Regions from separate parts of the Homo sapiens genome. Here all the other regions are linked to region 2. A link is a contact called in ENCODE Hi-C or POLR2A ChIA-PET data. All regions are on one chromosome and are shown on one strand. Each heading gives the region's core, a stretch centred on a gene start or an enhancer-like site at or near the end of the contact. The rest is flanking DNA. Distances are from core to core; before and after follow the strand shown. Region 1 overlaps AKAP6 (A-kinase anchoring protein 6). Region 2 has its middle 55 kb from the start of RNU6-8. Region 3 overlaps AKAP6 (A-kinase anchoring protein 6). Region 4 overlaps AKAP6 (A-kinase anchoring protein 6).

The links. Hi-C counts contacts between places; a loop is a spot of excess contacts on that map. ChIA-PET counts read pairs that join two places held with the same protein, here RNA polymerase II (POLR2A). Pooled maps may share reads with other maps.
Region 1: a loop to region 2 is called in a map of sigmoid colon, with 3 times the contacts of the local background. The contact joins two enhancer-like sites. A Hi-C loop is called at or near these places in 2 of 168 maps with a recorded cell type or tissue (PC-3 and sigmoid colon) and 2 of 50 pooled maps. POLR2A ChIA-PET finds 5 or more read pairs at or near these places in 1 of 52 experiments (T-cell).
Region 3: a loop to region 2 is called in a map of ascending aorta, with 2.1 times the contacts of the local background. The contact joins two enhancer-like sites. A Hi-C loop is called at or near these places in 1 of 168 maps with a recorded cell type or tissue (ascending aorta) and 3 of 50 pooled maps. POLR2A ChIA-PET finds 5 or more read pairs at or near these places in 2 of 52 experiments (WTC11 and activated naive CD4-positive, alpha-beta T cell).
Region 4: a loop to region 2 is called in a map of PC-9, with 27 times the contacts of the local background. The contact joins two enhancer-like sites. A Hi-C loop is called at or near these places in 18 of 168 maps with a recorded cell type or tissue (IMR-90, MCF 10A, PC-3 and 14 more) and 18 of 50 pooled maps. POLR2A ChIA-PET finds 5 or more read pairs at or near these places in 4 of 52 experiments (BJ, CD4-positive, alpha-beta T cell, MCF 10A and 1 more).

The regions. Positions count from the first base shown.
Region 1 is chr14:32,405,927-32,409,763 of GRCh38, reverse strand. The region is part of intron 1 of AKAP6 (A-kinase anchoring protein 6); the gene reads right to left. Among named protein-coding and RNA genes, the nearest start is that of AKAP6, 79 kb to the right of the region's middle. Within about 2 kb of position 2,368, at least 5 of the 41 ENCODE cell types and tissues checked have a DNase peak (open chromatin) inside an H3K27ac peak, as active enhancers do.
Region 2 is chr14:32,256,675-32,260,515 of GRCh38, reverse strand. No RefSeq gene overlaps it. Among named protein-coding and RNA genes, the nearest start is that of RNU6-8, 55 kb to the right of the region's middle. Within about 2 kb of position 2,019, at least 3 of the 41 ENCODE cell types and tissues checked have a DNase peak (open chromatin) inside an H3K27ac peak, as active enhancers do.
Region 3 is chr14:32,431,509-32,435,277 of GRCh38, reverse strand. AKAP6 (A-kinase anchoring protein 6) reads right to left here. Exons shown (of 14, transcript NM_004274.5): 2 at 1,461-1,818. The coding sequence starts at 1,784. Among named protein-coding and RNA genes, the nearest start is that of AKAP6, 100 kb to the right of the region's middle. Within about 2 kb of position 1,722, at least 5 of the 41 ENCODE cell types and tissues checked have a DNase peak (open chromatin) inside an H3K27ac peak, as active enhancers do.
Region 4 is chr14:32,507,571-32,511,612 of GRCh38, reverse strand. The region is part of intron 2 of AKAP6 (A-kinase anchoring protein 6); the gene reads right to left. Among named protein-coding and RNA genes, the nearest start is that of AKAP6, 180 kb to the right of the region's middle. Within about 2 kb of position 1,677, at least 21 of the 41 ENCODE cell types and tissues checked have a DNase peak (open chromatin) inside an H3K27ac peak, as active enhancers do.

The DNA.
Region 1 (3,837 bases), core at 1,119-3,618, 150 kb before region 2:
TGTAGAATTTTATTACCTTTCACATTGTTTACAAGTTTTATTGTCAGTTTCAAATTAGAAGAGGAAGAAAATCTTTGTTATTAGGCCATATTACTATGTGAAATACATTTTGAATATAAGGAAAAACTTTTTAATGAGAACCACACAATTTCAGATAGAAAGGAACCTCAGAAGCCATCTGTCAACCTCCTGCCCAAGGAAGGAATCACCACTTCAAGAGTCCTGGAACATGTTCAAGGATAAGGGGCTACTGTTTTTTGAAGAAGATGGTTCAGTTGTGAATCACCTAGAAAGGTGCCCAAGTCTGCTTTTATAACTTTTATACACTAGTCTAGCCTTTAAAGGGGAAAAAAACTGTTTTTCTCTCTAACTCATCTGTTTCAGTTCAAGAATTCTGGGCTCCTTTGTCATCTGTGTAGTTCTGTAGTCCCTAAGATATGTCTAAGCCTGTATCTAACTCCCTTCAAACATCCTAGTCATCTAGGTAGCTGGCATTTTCAAAGTGAAGGGCATCTTGTATGAATTAGTTCATATGCTAATCTTTTTTGTTTTGTTTTGGTTTTTGAGACGGAGTCTTGCTCTGTGGCCCAGGCTGGAGTGCAGTGGTGCAATCTTGGCTCACTGCAACCTCCACCTGCCAGGTTCAAGTGATTCTCCTGCCTCAGCCTCCTGAGTGGCTGGGATTACAAGCGTATGCCACCATGCCTGGCTAATTTTTGTATTTTTAGTAGAGACAGGGTTTCACCATGTTGGCCAGGCTGGTATCAAACTCCTGACCTCAGGTGATCCACCTGCATCGGCCTCCCAAAGTGCTGGGATTACAGGCGATATAGGGGTGAGCCACCACACCCTGCCTATATAAACTAATCTTATTGGGTTATATCAACTAATCATGCCACACATGAAGCCTTTCACCAGCATTTTCCTTGCCATGGATAAGAAAGCCCCACCCATCACCAATATCCCTCCATCAAACCATGATCTACATTCCTACTCCAAGACCATTAGAGTGAAGGCACAAAGATCATCTACCTTCCCTACACATATCTCCTACTTGGAGATATTTCTAGACTAGAGCAAAGAATAGTAACTCTGGTTACAATAACAGACTAAGGTCAGGTCACACTCAATTTACTTGTATTCTTAAGAAAAACTCCACAGCTGATACCTGAGCTCTCATCCTTATGTTTAGAGTGGTTGCTCATTGAAAATTATATAATTTTATAAATTATATATTATATATTATAAATTGTATAATTATATATAAGCTCCCAGTAATTAAAACCATCACCCAAAACCAGTCCGTCAATTACTCTGAACACTGAAAACCTTTTTGTACAAATATTATTGCTAATCTGAGACCTATTCCTTTCTTTTAATCATTTTTACGTCTCTGACCCAATTGAGTAAAAGTCATTTTAAAGTTAAATTTACAACTACGTTTACAAGACAATGCAACATTTGAAGAATCATTAAAATTTTTATTATCCCTCAGCAGATTTTTGTTCTTTTCCCCTCCTTCCCTGTTCATTTCCAGTTGAAGAATCCTGGCTCCCAGCCAGCCAGAGTCTTGGAGGAGTTCTTGTTCAACCACCCACTCCCCGCTGCTAGCCATGGTGTGGCAAACAGAAATTTTTACTCATGCCATGATAACTACCTTCTTAGAAGTTTTCCTACCTCCCTTGTGTTACAGTCTGGGGGTGTTAGAAAGCCAATTATTTGCATGGGTTATGGAAGATTCTGACATCCCCTAGAAAGAGCCTAATCATCTGGCACTTTTCTGCACATCATCTGGCAATAAACACCATCTGCAGTTCAGCAAGGAAACTCTTTGCTGTGCCGTAGGATGTTTCTAAACTCCTAGCGGTCATTAAAAGCAATTATTTTACCCAGATTCATTCCTCCTACCAGTGTAGAAACCCTTCTCCTCCACGTTGATACATCCTAATCCAGAATCCGTGGGGATTTTGTATGGTTTCTGTGTGTTTGTGGAGGTTGGCAACAAGAGATGAGTACTACTCCACTGCTCTAAGTCTACATGGTACCATTTGATAGAGAGCCTGTAAGTCTAAAACCATGGGTTTCCTGAAAAACACTAGGAACTGAAATGAGAAGGAGAGATAGATCAGGAAGCGGAACAAAGGAAGAAGCAGAGAAACTGAAAAATTCAAACCACCTCACTAACATGCAGTAAATATCAGTTTTAGGAGCTCTGAAAACATGCCTGCACATCTGTTCAGGTCAGCCTCCCCAGATTCCTCTTCAGACTGGGCCAGGTAGGCTCAGACTCTGCCCTCACACTCATTGCTCTGTGGAGGCTGAGGCTCCTTTCTGAGCCTGTGTGGGGATCTCCTCACACATAGCCGAGCTGGAGAGCTGATGCAGCCCAGGCCTGAGAACAGTGGGGACTGGATGGTTTGTCTAATTCTCTGAACATAAACTTGGCAGGAGGTCCTTTGGGTTACTAAGCAACTGAACATCTGACATGAAGCCTATTAACAACCTTTTCCATAGATTAGTAAAAGTTCCCAGAACAAATTCATGTCTGGTCCAGTGAAGAAAGAAGAAGGAAACAGGGGTAGCCAAGAAGGGGATGGGAAAGGAAAGCCAAGATGGAAAAAGGAACCAGCCTGTCCTGTGACATGTGGACGTAGGAAGATGAGGAAGGCACATAAATGGAGGCACTTGGGTGAGAGTTGGAGGCATCCAGGGAAGGAGAATATGAATAAAGTATGGTATAAAATGATCCAGAATGGCACTTGCCACAAGCTCTAGGAAGCAGTCTTACGGCAAAAAGAGAACTTCCAAGGTTTTCATTTGTTATGTAGAATTATAGATCTTTCTTCCATTTTGTTATAATCATCCCCACTCAAGCACTCACCACAAGTACATGGCTGTCACAAAAATCTGTAAGGATAAGACACTAATGGGCTTGACAATTTCATGAAAACAGATAAGGAATGACTTGGAAAGTTCTCAATTTATAACTTAATGTCCTGGGTAAGCTGCCTTCCTGCGGCCCCTAGATTCACTCTCTTTCTTTTCTACTTTACTTTGCTGTGCCCAGGGTATAGACAATAAGGGACTGAATTGTTTGTGGAGAATTGTAAAACAATAATAAACTGACCAAAAGTCAACTTGCTTTTTATTAACACCAGGGCTAACATTCTTAAACTAAGAATTACTGCAATTTTAACAACATATAAGCCTCCAATTCTCTCTCTTTTTAAAATTTTCTTTATAAAAACATTGTATTCCCCAGGCCCAGTGGCTCATGTCTGTAATCCCAGGACTTTGAGAGGCCAAGGTGGGCAGATCACGAGGTCAGGAGCCCAAGACCAGCCTGGCCAACATAGGGAAACCCCGTCTCTACTAAAAATACAAAAATTAGCTGGGCATAGTGGCACATGCCTGTAATCCCAGCTACTCGGGAGGCTGAGGCAGGAGAATCGCTTGAACCCAGGAGGCAGAGGTTACAGTGAGCCAAGATCACACCACTGCACTCCCTCCCACCTGGGCAACAGAGCAAGACTCTGTCTCAAAACAAACAAACAAACAAAAAATTGTATTCTATTCTACATGGAAGCTAATTCAGAGAGCTTTCGTTACACTATCAGTCCTGACACACTTAAAGCCAGCTACACTCCTTCCCAGGATACATTCTAAGGGTCTAGAACCATTCAAGTTTGCTGCAGGAGCAGTTCCTACCTCTGGCCTCCAGAGTGCTACCTATTCCTTGTTTAAACAGTAGATTAGAAACTGATTTTCAAAAGGAAGAACTGAAACTTGAGTTATATCAATTCTGTCATTCTTCATGGACACTTGGAATTTTTAATT
Region 2 (3,841 bases), core at 770-3,269:
AGCCGAGATCGTGCCACTGCACTCCAGCCTGGGCAACAGAGCAAGACTCCGTCTTAAAAAAAAAAGAAAAGAAAAGAGAAAGAAAAAGAAAAACTAAAATTTTTGTAATCTTTAATATAAATGTCCATATATTGGACACCTGGTTGTAACTGTAGTATAGTTCTAGTGTTAACTACCCACCCCCACCTCACAGATATAGATGCATATTCCCCATTCGAATATTACAAGTCTTGATCCTCTTTCATCCTCCTGGTGATGCACCCATCTTCTTGCTCAGTTTCAAACTGATTTGTTCACTCCTTGATCCCATGTTGGTAATTTTCTTTGGTATCATACATAACCTTCTAAATATAGAGCCCCTCATTCCCCGTCTTCAATTTGGGATTCAAGACACAGGCAAGACATTACCAATTATGTTTCCATGGCTCATGACTGAATAATGTGTGCAATACAGAAATCTCATGTTTGGGGTCCCTTTTGCATCTGGTTCCATCCCTAATTTATAATATGTTTGGGCATGAAAAGATTATCTTCTAGTTTACATGCATGCTGCTTACAAAACTGCCAAGTTACTTAAACTGCCTTCCTCAAGGACTGTTTCCTGTAAAAGTCCCCATTTAGTGAAAGATCAAAAGAACCACCTGCTGCCTGGGGCCAGAGCTGAGTTGGTTGATGAGTCATGGCTTATCTGTTTAACTCTTTCCCATTTGCCAGATGTGAGTGACACTACCTCCTCTCTTAGGAAGCAGAAGAGGAAACATGGCATGATAATGAACATCTGAGACATTTAAAATAATGAGCTTTTGCTGTAATGAATGGAATGTTAGAAATCATGTTCTTAACATGCAAAAGCTAAAATGAAAGGTCAGTTTTTCTGTATTGAATCAGTAAGTGAGAAAATGTTTTTTGACTGTGGTATTAGAAAGAAGGCAGCATTCTGACCACACTCTTCCTCCTCCTAAAGCTCTAAGAACACTTGTGATATTTTGTTGTGGTGGGTGGCTAAGATATTTGAATTTTTGAGTCATGAGGAAATTGAAGAGTTAAATCTCACTAGCTCACAGAACCAAGCAGAAAGATAAATGCAGAGTTTAAATGTCTTTTCTCCTTCTAAAACAAACAGTGCAGAGTCAGGCATTTAAGGCAACTTCCATTATAGTAAATTTTGCACAAATAGGGTCTAGAGTATGTGTCCTACAAAACTATTCCTTTTAGAAAATTAATAATCAACAAAGTAACAATAGATGGCTACTACGATGCAAAAACAGAAGTAGTCCAGAAAGGACCCCCTTTTCTGGAATTAGCTTTGTACCCAAATAGAATTTCATGTTTACAGGCCAAGGGTCTGAAAGAGAAAAGCTAAGTTTCTAAAGATAAATGGGTTAAAAGCTGGGGAGTCTGGATGGCATCCCCTGAGATACCATTTACCTGGCATCAGGAACGTTCAGTTTTTGAGTCAAAGCTATGTCTACGGTATGAGACAGACAGGTGTTGTTTTCAGGTCCTTCAGCAGAGGTTCAATTTCCTGGGATGCCAAGGGAGGAAAGTTCAGGCCAACTCAGCTTGTCTTTACTGACAGCAGGCCAAACTCTAGTGACGATCTGATTTGGAGAGCCAAGAAGTCTTAGTTTTGATCTTTGGTAAGGAAAAGCTGAGACTCTGGCCAAGTCAACAGAAAAGGGAAGAGGCCAGGGTGGGAGTAAATCTTATGAGATGATGCCTGCCTACACACTGGGAAGGCGTGTCCAGTTTGAGGCCTCTGGCTTGCCTGCTTACACTTAGGGCAATTACTGAGCTGCTGTTTACTAAGCCTTTACATAGAGGATATATTCATTTACTGTGTCTTTGACATGCTGTTTTAAAACATCTTAGAGAGGGGTCTTACCAGTGACAGATGACCCTGAGCTCAAGAACAGGGTCCTGTAGCTTTTCCAGAACCCTTTCCTGGGAGGTCTAAATCAACCTTCTGCTTTGCTTAATGTCAGAAATAGGAGGACGGTAACCAGGCTGGGAGCCCAGTAAAAGGCAGCTGGCTTCAACTGGCCTGTGGAAGTTGCTTTCTCTGTAGCATATAACTGGACAGACATATGGTGTAACAGTTTAAAGCACAGGCCATGAAGTCAGAAATGGGTCAGTTCCCAGTTCTGCCATTTTCCAGCTTTGTAAATTTCAGTAATTTTTAAAATCTCTGTAAGTTGGCTGGCCACAGTGGCCCACACCTGTAATCCCAGCACTTTGGGAGGCCAAGGTGGGCAGATCATGAGGTCAAGAGATGACCATCCTGGCCAACATGGTGAAACCTCGTCTCTACTGAAAATACAAAAATTAGCTGGGCGTGGTGGCACGCGCCTGTAATCCCAGCTACTTGGGAGGCTGAGGTAGGAGAATCACTTGAACCAGGGAGGTGGAGGTTGCAGCGAGCCAATATCGCGCCACTGCACTACAGCCTGGCGACACAGCAAGACTCCGTCTCAAAAAAAAAAAAAAAAAATCTCTGAAAGTCACTCTCTCCTCATCTGAAAAAAATGGGAATATACCTATCTCACAAGAAATAATAAAATAAAATAATACATGTAAAGTGTTTTGGCATTAAGTAAGTTGTTAACATCTGTGTTATCCTTATTACCAGTAGAACAATGAATTGAGAAAAAGGGAGACAGGAAAGTCATTCTTGATCTGTGATTCTATTTCTCAAGTTTTAAAATAGGAACGTGAGTATTCTACCCATTTACCTTTACCCATGAGTTCTTTACCATTTACCTGAGATGACAGAAGTGAATTTCATTAGGACAGAAATACAAGATGATGTCATTAATTAGGCTATCACCTGAGGAAACCAAGATACTATCATTAACAAAAGGCTATCACCTGAGGAAAGATGGCCTTGATATTTGTCTGCTTTCTAATTTTCTTATTACATGAGAATTCGCACTTTCAGTTTGTATTTGTCACGTGCTGAGATTTTAAAATGATATCAAAATGTCTCTATAAAGAAATAAATTTTTAAGAAAAGGAAAAACCAACAGGTGATGAAAAATGAAGCCTCCACATGGCAAGACTTTGCTGAGTCACTAGGCAAACTTTGATCAGGTCAACCTCAGTGAAAAAGAATTTAAACTGACCTAAATCTATCAGAAATGAGATCTCTTTTCTCCCCCTCTGGGGAAAAAACAAAACAAACAAACAAACAAACAAACACCAAAACGGGCCAGGCGCGGTGGCTCACGCCTGTAATCCCAGCACTTTGGGAGGCCGAGGCGGGCAGATTACCTGAGGTCAGGAGTCCAAGACCACCCTGGCCAACATGGTGAAACTCCATCTCTACTAAAAAAATACATAAAAATTAGCCGGGCATGGTGGCACACGCCTGTAAACCCAGCTACTCGGGAGGCTGAGGCAGGAGAATTGCTTGAGCCCAGGAGAGGGAGTTTGCAGTGAGCCGAGATCGTGCCACTGCACTCCAGCCTGGCTGACAGAGCAAGACTCTGTCTCAAAAAAATAAATAAATAAATAAATAACCAAAAAAAACCTAAAACCAAAACAAACACATTTTCTTACCAAAGTTCTGATGCAAAAGCTAACAACCCCACAGTGTTTCATTTTTGTTGAAAAAAAAAATTCTACAGTTTATTACCTTTCCTTGAAAATAATATATACAAGGTCTTAAATATTTACCAGATGATGCAGATCTGCCAGGGTTTTCAGCCAAGTTTCAAAGTTTTATGAAGTCACTTCTTGGACATATTTCTAACAATCTGGCCCATGAAAATTAACCGGGGAAGATATTTCCACCTTCTTCACATGGCCTTGAGCTCACAGTCTCTGTGTGTGCCCATAAGAA
Region 3 (3,769 bases), core at 473-2,972, 180 kb before region 2:
AGTCTGAAAGATTCCAGAAAGCAGTAGTTGACTTTCCTTATAAACCTAACCCCCTATCTACTTATGGGAGCTACATGTAAGGGTAGCCTTGGAGGGGACAGAGAAGGGAAGGGGGCAAAGCAGAGCCTCCAAATTTCTATTTCACTTTAACCTCAAGGAGTTGGAGACCTGCTATTCTGATTATACAAACCATGTTTCACAGACTGAGTCAAATCACTCCCTGCTGCAACAGCAGAAAGATGGCTGGGGTTTGCATTCTGTTGAAGCTAATTCCTAGCCATCTCTCTGTTGCCTTTTTGTACTTTTTTCCCTAATAACCTGTAGAAATCAGACACTAGACCTGCTCAACCTGGGAGAAGCCCAGTCACCTTTAAGATTCTGGCTCTTTTGTTCTCTCCCCCGACCACACTCATTTGAACACTTTCTGTAATGGGGCAGCTGGGCTCTGGATCTGCTGAACCAGCCTGAGAAGGCTGAGCCTGCTCTGCTCTAGGCTCTATGCTTCATTTTAAGTGCTCATCTTTCCCACTCAGGCTGATGGCTGCATCCTGTAAACCATTTAAGTGTTAAGATCCAAGAATGTTTGACCTTTCATTTCAGATTATTTAGGATGAACCAGTTTAGGTAAAGGAAGTTTCCTTAGTGTTACTTCTAATTGACTAGAAATTTACCATGGGGTTTGTGGCCAGTGCCCTGATTGGTTATAAACCTGTCTTGCTCTGCAGGTCACTGACCTGAGTGTGTATTTCCCTCAAGGACCTGGGAGAGAGGAGTGACTATGGCAGGGCGAGGTTCACCTTATCTTGAAGTCCCTAGGCCAAAAACGCTATTAGTAGTACTCTTTACTAGCAACTCCATTTCATTATCACCAACAGTCAGGCTTTTAAAGGGCTTCTGAGTCCACAGACTTTTTTTTTAAATGTCTGAACTTTAGATGAGTTGTCATAAAATCACCTTTGTTCTACATGAAGCATTGTGCCTGGATGAAACAACTCATTGTAAAAGAACATTGCCCTTCCCTACTATGTCAGAATTCATTGTTTGCCACAAAGGCAGCATCAGCTTCAACTGAAGATAACAGTCACATACAAATACTCACAATCACAGCTGCATTTGATATTTTACCTATAAGAGTCTTTTATTAAACCCTTTGTAAGAGTTTTTAAATACTTTTATTCTGTGTAACTTATTTTGATAACACTGCACAAAAATACCCCTCCCTTTCCCCATTTCTCTGCACTATCACCAAAGGCCAGTTGTATTCTAGATAATCAGCACATGTAGTAAAATCAGAGAAGAATTAATTATTTCCATGTTTATCTCTAAAGATAATGGTTTGAAACCTGGTACTGTGCTTTTCTTCCTGGACAATTCCTCACTGGAAATTACAGAACACAGTCTCTAGGTGCCACAGCCTTTTGAAAACTTCTATCCTGAGAGGATCACAGACCTTGCCTTACCTTTAGTTGAACTAGATGTACATCCACATGCTTGCTGTCCGAATCCTGCTGGACTGAATAGGTTAGGTCTCGGACCCTCTCTGAGGTCATCCGGAGCCAGGTCTCAATTTCAGGTAAGTGGAGGACAATCTTCCAGTCAGCCCCTGTGTGTAGTGGGGGTGGCTTTTCATACTGCTGGTCAGAGTCCATGTCCTTCATTGCCTCTTCTCCCTCACCCTGCTCCACAGTGGGTGTCATGTTGATGGCCATGGGTGAAGCATCAGTAGCCATGGGATCCAGGTCCTGTGACCTCAGGGGGGAAAGTGTCACGCTCATGGTTAACATGGAGAAGTCTAAACCTCACTTCTTTCCAAAACAGCTGAAAGGCAAGAGGAAAGAAGAAAGCAAGAGTCAGTCAAGATTGCCAAATAAAGAAATGATACTTCACAGAAGAAACAGGATTTCTAAATTAAGCCAGATTTCTAAATTAAGAAACCATAGCTCATAACAAAAACAGAAAGAGGTGTTTTGATTTTCTACATGGTAGCCCCAAGAGCCAGGAAATAATATGAACATAAAACCACTGTGATATTGACTACTCTCCCCCCACCGCCCCCATCTATTCTTCCCTTATTTCTTAGTAACAAAATCCTGGTTTTTAGCTGTTCATATTCCTGCACAGAATTTAAAACTACATTCCCTATCTCCCTTGCAGCTAGGTGTGGCCATGTTCTGGCCAATGAGTGGAATTGTTGTGTTGAAATTCTGGGAGAGCTGCTTACAGGGAGCTGACTCAATTAGGAGGGGCTCCCTTTATGCCCTTCTACTTTCCTCCCCTTCTTCCAGGCTGTAATGTGGACTTGATGGCTAGAGCAGCTGGCAACTCAGACCCAGAGAGGCCTTTGCGTATGACGGGTAGAGGACGGTGGAGCATGAGGGTAGAAACACGGGTTCCACTTGATACCGGAGGAGCTACCGTACCAGGTCTGATTGCTGCTCTGTACTTCTTTTATGTGAGAAAAAACCAAACTTCTATCTTGTTCAAGCCAGGATTATTTTGGGCTTTTCTACTAGAAATATTCAAACATCATTTTGACTATAAAATCAACATATTCAATACGTGGGACAGCTACGTGGGAAGATGTTCTAATCACAAAAAACACTGAGCTGAATTCAGGAGATGTTGCTCCTTTCTATGATTTGTTAGTTAAATAATAACCTGTGACAATCCCAAATCTTTACTTTCCTAGAAAGTATAAATCATGGATTGTACTGAATAGATCTAATTAACTCTCAATCTAAATTACATTAATATTTGGTTATATGGAATTTTTAGAGGCTTCTGGAATTTTAGGGGTAATAAATTGGTCTGAAATACATAAACAGTAAAATATTAACCAAATAAGTTAAAATAACATAAGTGTAATTCATCAAAAAGTAAGGTGGCATTTTAAGATGAATTTAATTAGTTTAATTATCCAGCTATTAAATTTATCTTTCTTCTGGAACGAGTCTAGTATAAAATATCAACTTTTAGGCTCTTATACTTTAAAATAAATAAGCACTATTTTTAGTCTCAAGAGCAGCTTCTTCTACTCAAGGCAATGAATTTATTTTTCTTTTATACTTTTTTTTCGGGTTCTACAAATTCAAGTTAGTTTATATTGTTATTTCCCCAAAGATGAAAGGTGACTGACCTAAAGATCAGAAATTAAATGTGATTGTCAAAAAGTGGTTCATATTTGTACAGTAACAAATATTCAGCAAAAAAAAAGAAAAGCAAAATTATTTTTACATACCAAAATAGAGGGGAAACTTTTTAAAATGCTTCCAATTTGACTAGAAACATGTATCTTTCCATACAGGAATGAGGAGTGGAAATAAAAAAGACTTGTTGAGTTGACAAAAGCCTTAAGACTAAGTTACTCCTATGACATATTTTTTCAGAATCTTTCCAATACTGCAGTGTAATCCTTTTCCCTAATTTCTCAGGCATCTAACTTTTGAATTCAATGGTGAGGAGAAGGCCAGACGTGGTGGCTCACGCCTGTAATCCCAACACTTTGGGAGGCCGAGGCAGGCAGATCACCTGAGGTCAGGAGTTCGAGGCCTGCCTAGCCAACATGGTGAAACCCTGTCTCTACTAAAAATACCAAAAATTAGCCGGGTGTAGTGGCAGGCACCTGTAATCCCAGCTACTCAGGAGGCTGAGACAGAAGAATGGCTTGAACCCGGGAGGGGGAGGTTGCAGTGAGCTGAGCCGAGATTGCACCATTGCACTCTAGCCTGGGCAACAAGAGTGAAACTACGTCTCAAAAAATAAAAAATAA
Region 4 (4,042 bases), core at 428-2,927, 250 kb before region 2:
CTGAGGTCAGGAGTTCTAGACGAGCCTGGCCAACATGGTGAAACCCCATCTCTATTAAAAAATACAAAAATTAGCCAGGCGTGGTGGCACATACCTGTAGTCCCAGCTACTTTGGAGGCTGAGGCAGGAGAATTGCTTGAACCCAGGAGGTGGAGGTTGCAGTGAGCTGAGATCCACCACTGCACTCCAGCCAGCCTGGACCACAGAGTGAGACTCCGTCTCAAAAAAAAAAAAAAAAAACCAAGAAGGTAGCAGTAGATGATTTCTGTAAACAGAATGAATTAAAGAAAGACCTGAAACACTGAAACAAGAAAGATCTTGCCTCTTTGGAATTGCATGGCATCTTTGTGACACTAATCAGACTCTGGAAGACAGAGAAAGCTAGATGTACAGAGGTCTGGCCTGAAAAGAGCTGAACTCAATAATCAGAGAGAAAACACTGACAACAAGGAAATTCCTAAGGAAAATTTATTTCTGAAACTAGCAAAAAAATGGACCCTGCAATTAAACTTTGTCCGTGTTGCTTGTCCATTCACTTACACTGTATCAAGGATTTGTGCTCCAGGACTGCTCACACAAATGTCAACAATGTTCTAACACTCTAAACAGATGATAGAGGGTAAGTGTGGGATGATTTTGGTCAGAGGAACGTCTTCTCCTCCTTCTTCCTTCAGGTTGGTGCAAAGCTCAAGATCATCAGTGACCCCAAGGAGCCCTCGGTGTTATCACAGAATCCAAACAGTAAGGATTAGATTGGCCAGCATGACTCCAGAGATTTCACATAACTAGAGCTAACACGAAAAACTAAATGAATGCTTCCTTGAAATGAACAAATATTCTGTGATCATATGATGAGGGCCAAGAGGCCATCTTGAAGTTAGAAAAAGTAGTTAAGTACCAAATTATAATAGCATTTGTTCTCTATAGAAAGAATAGGTCTATCTTAGGTGGAAAACATTGGTACAGACACAGCTTAAGGTCTATAAGTAGGCTATATAAGTGGTAGAACAAAAGCTTAGAAAAACCATGTGAGCACAAAGTAAAAACAAGTATACAGAGAAATTGTATCAAAATATCTCCAGGGAATAAGATTGTAGGTAATTCTTCATATATATATATATACACATATATATATGTATATATATATATACACATATATATGTATATATATATACACATATATATATGTATATATATACATATATATACATATATATACACATATATATATACACATATATATACACATATATATATGTATCCATATGTTTACTTATATAATTTATTATAGGAACATGGAATACTTTTTAATAATTCGGTGGCTTTTTGCTTGCCTGTTTGTTCTTTGGCATATGCAAGATCTAGCATTTTAAAAATAGAAGGCAATGATGAGTGCATTATAGCAGAGAGACACTATTAGTAGTCATGGGAGAAGAGCTGGGCAGAGGGAGGAAAAAATAACACAAAGGCTTTTGTGTAAGAGCCCTGGAATCTGGTGCTAGCCAGTGCTAGATCCCCCTTTAAGCGCTCCGCCCACAAAGTAATACAGCCAAGTCCTTGCCCATCAACTGGCCTCAAAACTTCCTTTAAATGTAGCCAGAATACATTTTGTTTTTCAATCTGCATGAGGTCAGCTGCACGGTGAGGCAGCAGCTAGGGCTTATGGAATGACAGAGATTTCCGGGAGAGGCAGCTTCAACGGGAATGAAGGAGCGTCAAGTAACATACGGCAAACGTAAATAGACACCAAGGTTGGAATGACCGGACCCTTGAAAGGACTATAAACAGCCAGCAGAGTCCCAGCAGGACTCTATTTGCCTTGGAGCCAAACCAAATCTGGGAGTTCTGACCACGCTGGCTTCACCAAAGGGCAGACAGTGCCCTAATCTACCCTAAGAAGGAGACTGGTGTCCTGGAGCCACCTCCTATCTTGTGCAAGACCTGGACAAGACACAGGACAGAACAGTGTAATTTAAAAGAGTGCACCCACTCCAAATGTATGGTCAAGGAGAATTCATAAAACACACATACCACACAAATGGCCAATGGAAGGATTTTTTTAAACTTTTTTAAGAAATTATTTTGCCATAAAAATAATGTGAGTTCCTTACAAAAAAAAGTTAGAAAAGATAAGACAAAAAACTAATAACAGACTGTGTCCATCTTGTTTACCACTTATCCTTAAGAGCCCCAAACAATGCTTGGTACAAAGTAGGTACTCAATAAACAAGCCAAGGTGGGCAGATTGCCTGAGCTCAGGAGTTTAAGACCAGCCTGGACAACATGGCGAAACCCCGTCTCTACTAAAAATACAAAAAAAATTAGCCAGGCGTGGTAGTGTACACATGTAATCCCAGCTACTCAGGAGGCTGAGGTACGAGAATCGCTTGAACCCAGGAGCCAGAGGTTGCAGTGAGCCGAGATCGCGCCACTGCACTCCAGCCTTGGAGACAGAGCAAGACTCTCTCAAAAAAAAAAAAAAAAAAAAAAAAGAGGCAGGGCATGGTGGCTTACGCCTGTAATCTCAGCACTTTGGGAGGCCAAGGCAGGATCACAAGGTCAAGAGATCAAGACCATCCTGGCCAACATGGTGAAACTCCGTCTCTACTAAAAATACAAAATTAGCTGGGCATGGTGGTGCACGCCTATAGTCCCAGCTACCTGGGAAGCTGAGGCAGGAGAATCGCTGAACCCAGGAGGTGGAGGTTGCAGTGAGCCGAGATTGCACCACTGCACTCCAGCCTGGCAACAGAGCGAGACTCCGTATCAAAAAAAAAAAAAGTAGGTACTCAATAAACAACCACCGAATGAAGAGTAATCAGATAAATCACTAATAATCCTATTATTCATATAAAATGGTATATAATTTTCTAGATCATATTCTATATTTGTGTTTTTCTAACTCAATAACATATGAATAGTCTCCCATGTAAATAAGTATGTTTCATAATTCCGTATGGCTGCCTAGTATTTCATTTTATGAATGTTCAACATTTATGTGGTCAATCCTTTGTAGCTAGACATCTGGCCTTGCAGTAAGTGTCATTCTCTTAAAGGCACAAATATCCTATTGGTCAATCACCAAATCCTGCTGAGTTTTTCCTTTTGTTAGAATGTAAGTTCCACAAGAATAGGGGCCTCTTCTGTCTTTCCTGCAACCGGATCTTCAGAACCTAGCATAGTTTTGATGATCAACATAGAATGAATAAACAATGGTTCTAGTGTCTGTCTCCTTTTGATTTCTATTTCAACTACCCTGTTCCCATATGAACTATCAGCATAGCCTTCAAGCTGGTTTCCTTCCTCCAGTATGTCTAATCCCTTTTCCCAAGGCAATCATTCTTCACTGAATTTAATACCAATAATTACCTCTTTCACTATGTGATGAATTCCCTCTTTCATTATGTGATTTTCTTGTTAAGAACAACCTTAAGGACTGTTAGGATAGATTCAAAAGTCCTAATTCCAGTTTATCAAGGATCACCATAAAAGAATCACAAAATACTTTAAAACAGGAAGCCACCTTAGAGATTTTTTTAGTCTGAAAGCATCATTTCACATCACAGATAATTGAAGTAGAAGATTCAATGATTGCCAAAGACACAGACCAGTTAGTGACAGAACTCAGGTCTCTGGGCTTGCAGGCCATGGCTTGTTCCTTTCTACCATTATCAGCTGCTTCCCAGTCTACCTTGCCAGCTTCACCTCCTACCCAGATCCTCATTTCAGAGAACATGGGTTTCATACTATCCTTGAAATAAGCCTGACTCATTCTGGTTCTTGCCTTTTGCTCATGGCATTGCTGTTGCTTGCATCATCATCCTATCCCTCCTCTGTGCTCGATCAAATATTTTTCAAGATCCAATTTAAGCCCTGTCTCCTCTACAATGCCTGTCCCAGGCCACACTGAATTCTTTGTCCGCTGATCTCCAATAGCACTTGACTGCATCACTCATTCCGGCACTTAATTATATGTTGCCTTGCAATGGTAAATATTTCACAGCTGAGTGAAATACCTTGCTGCGTGTGTAGGAAGGAAAAA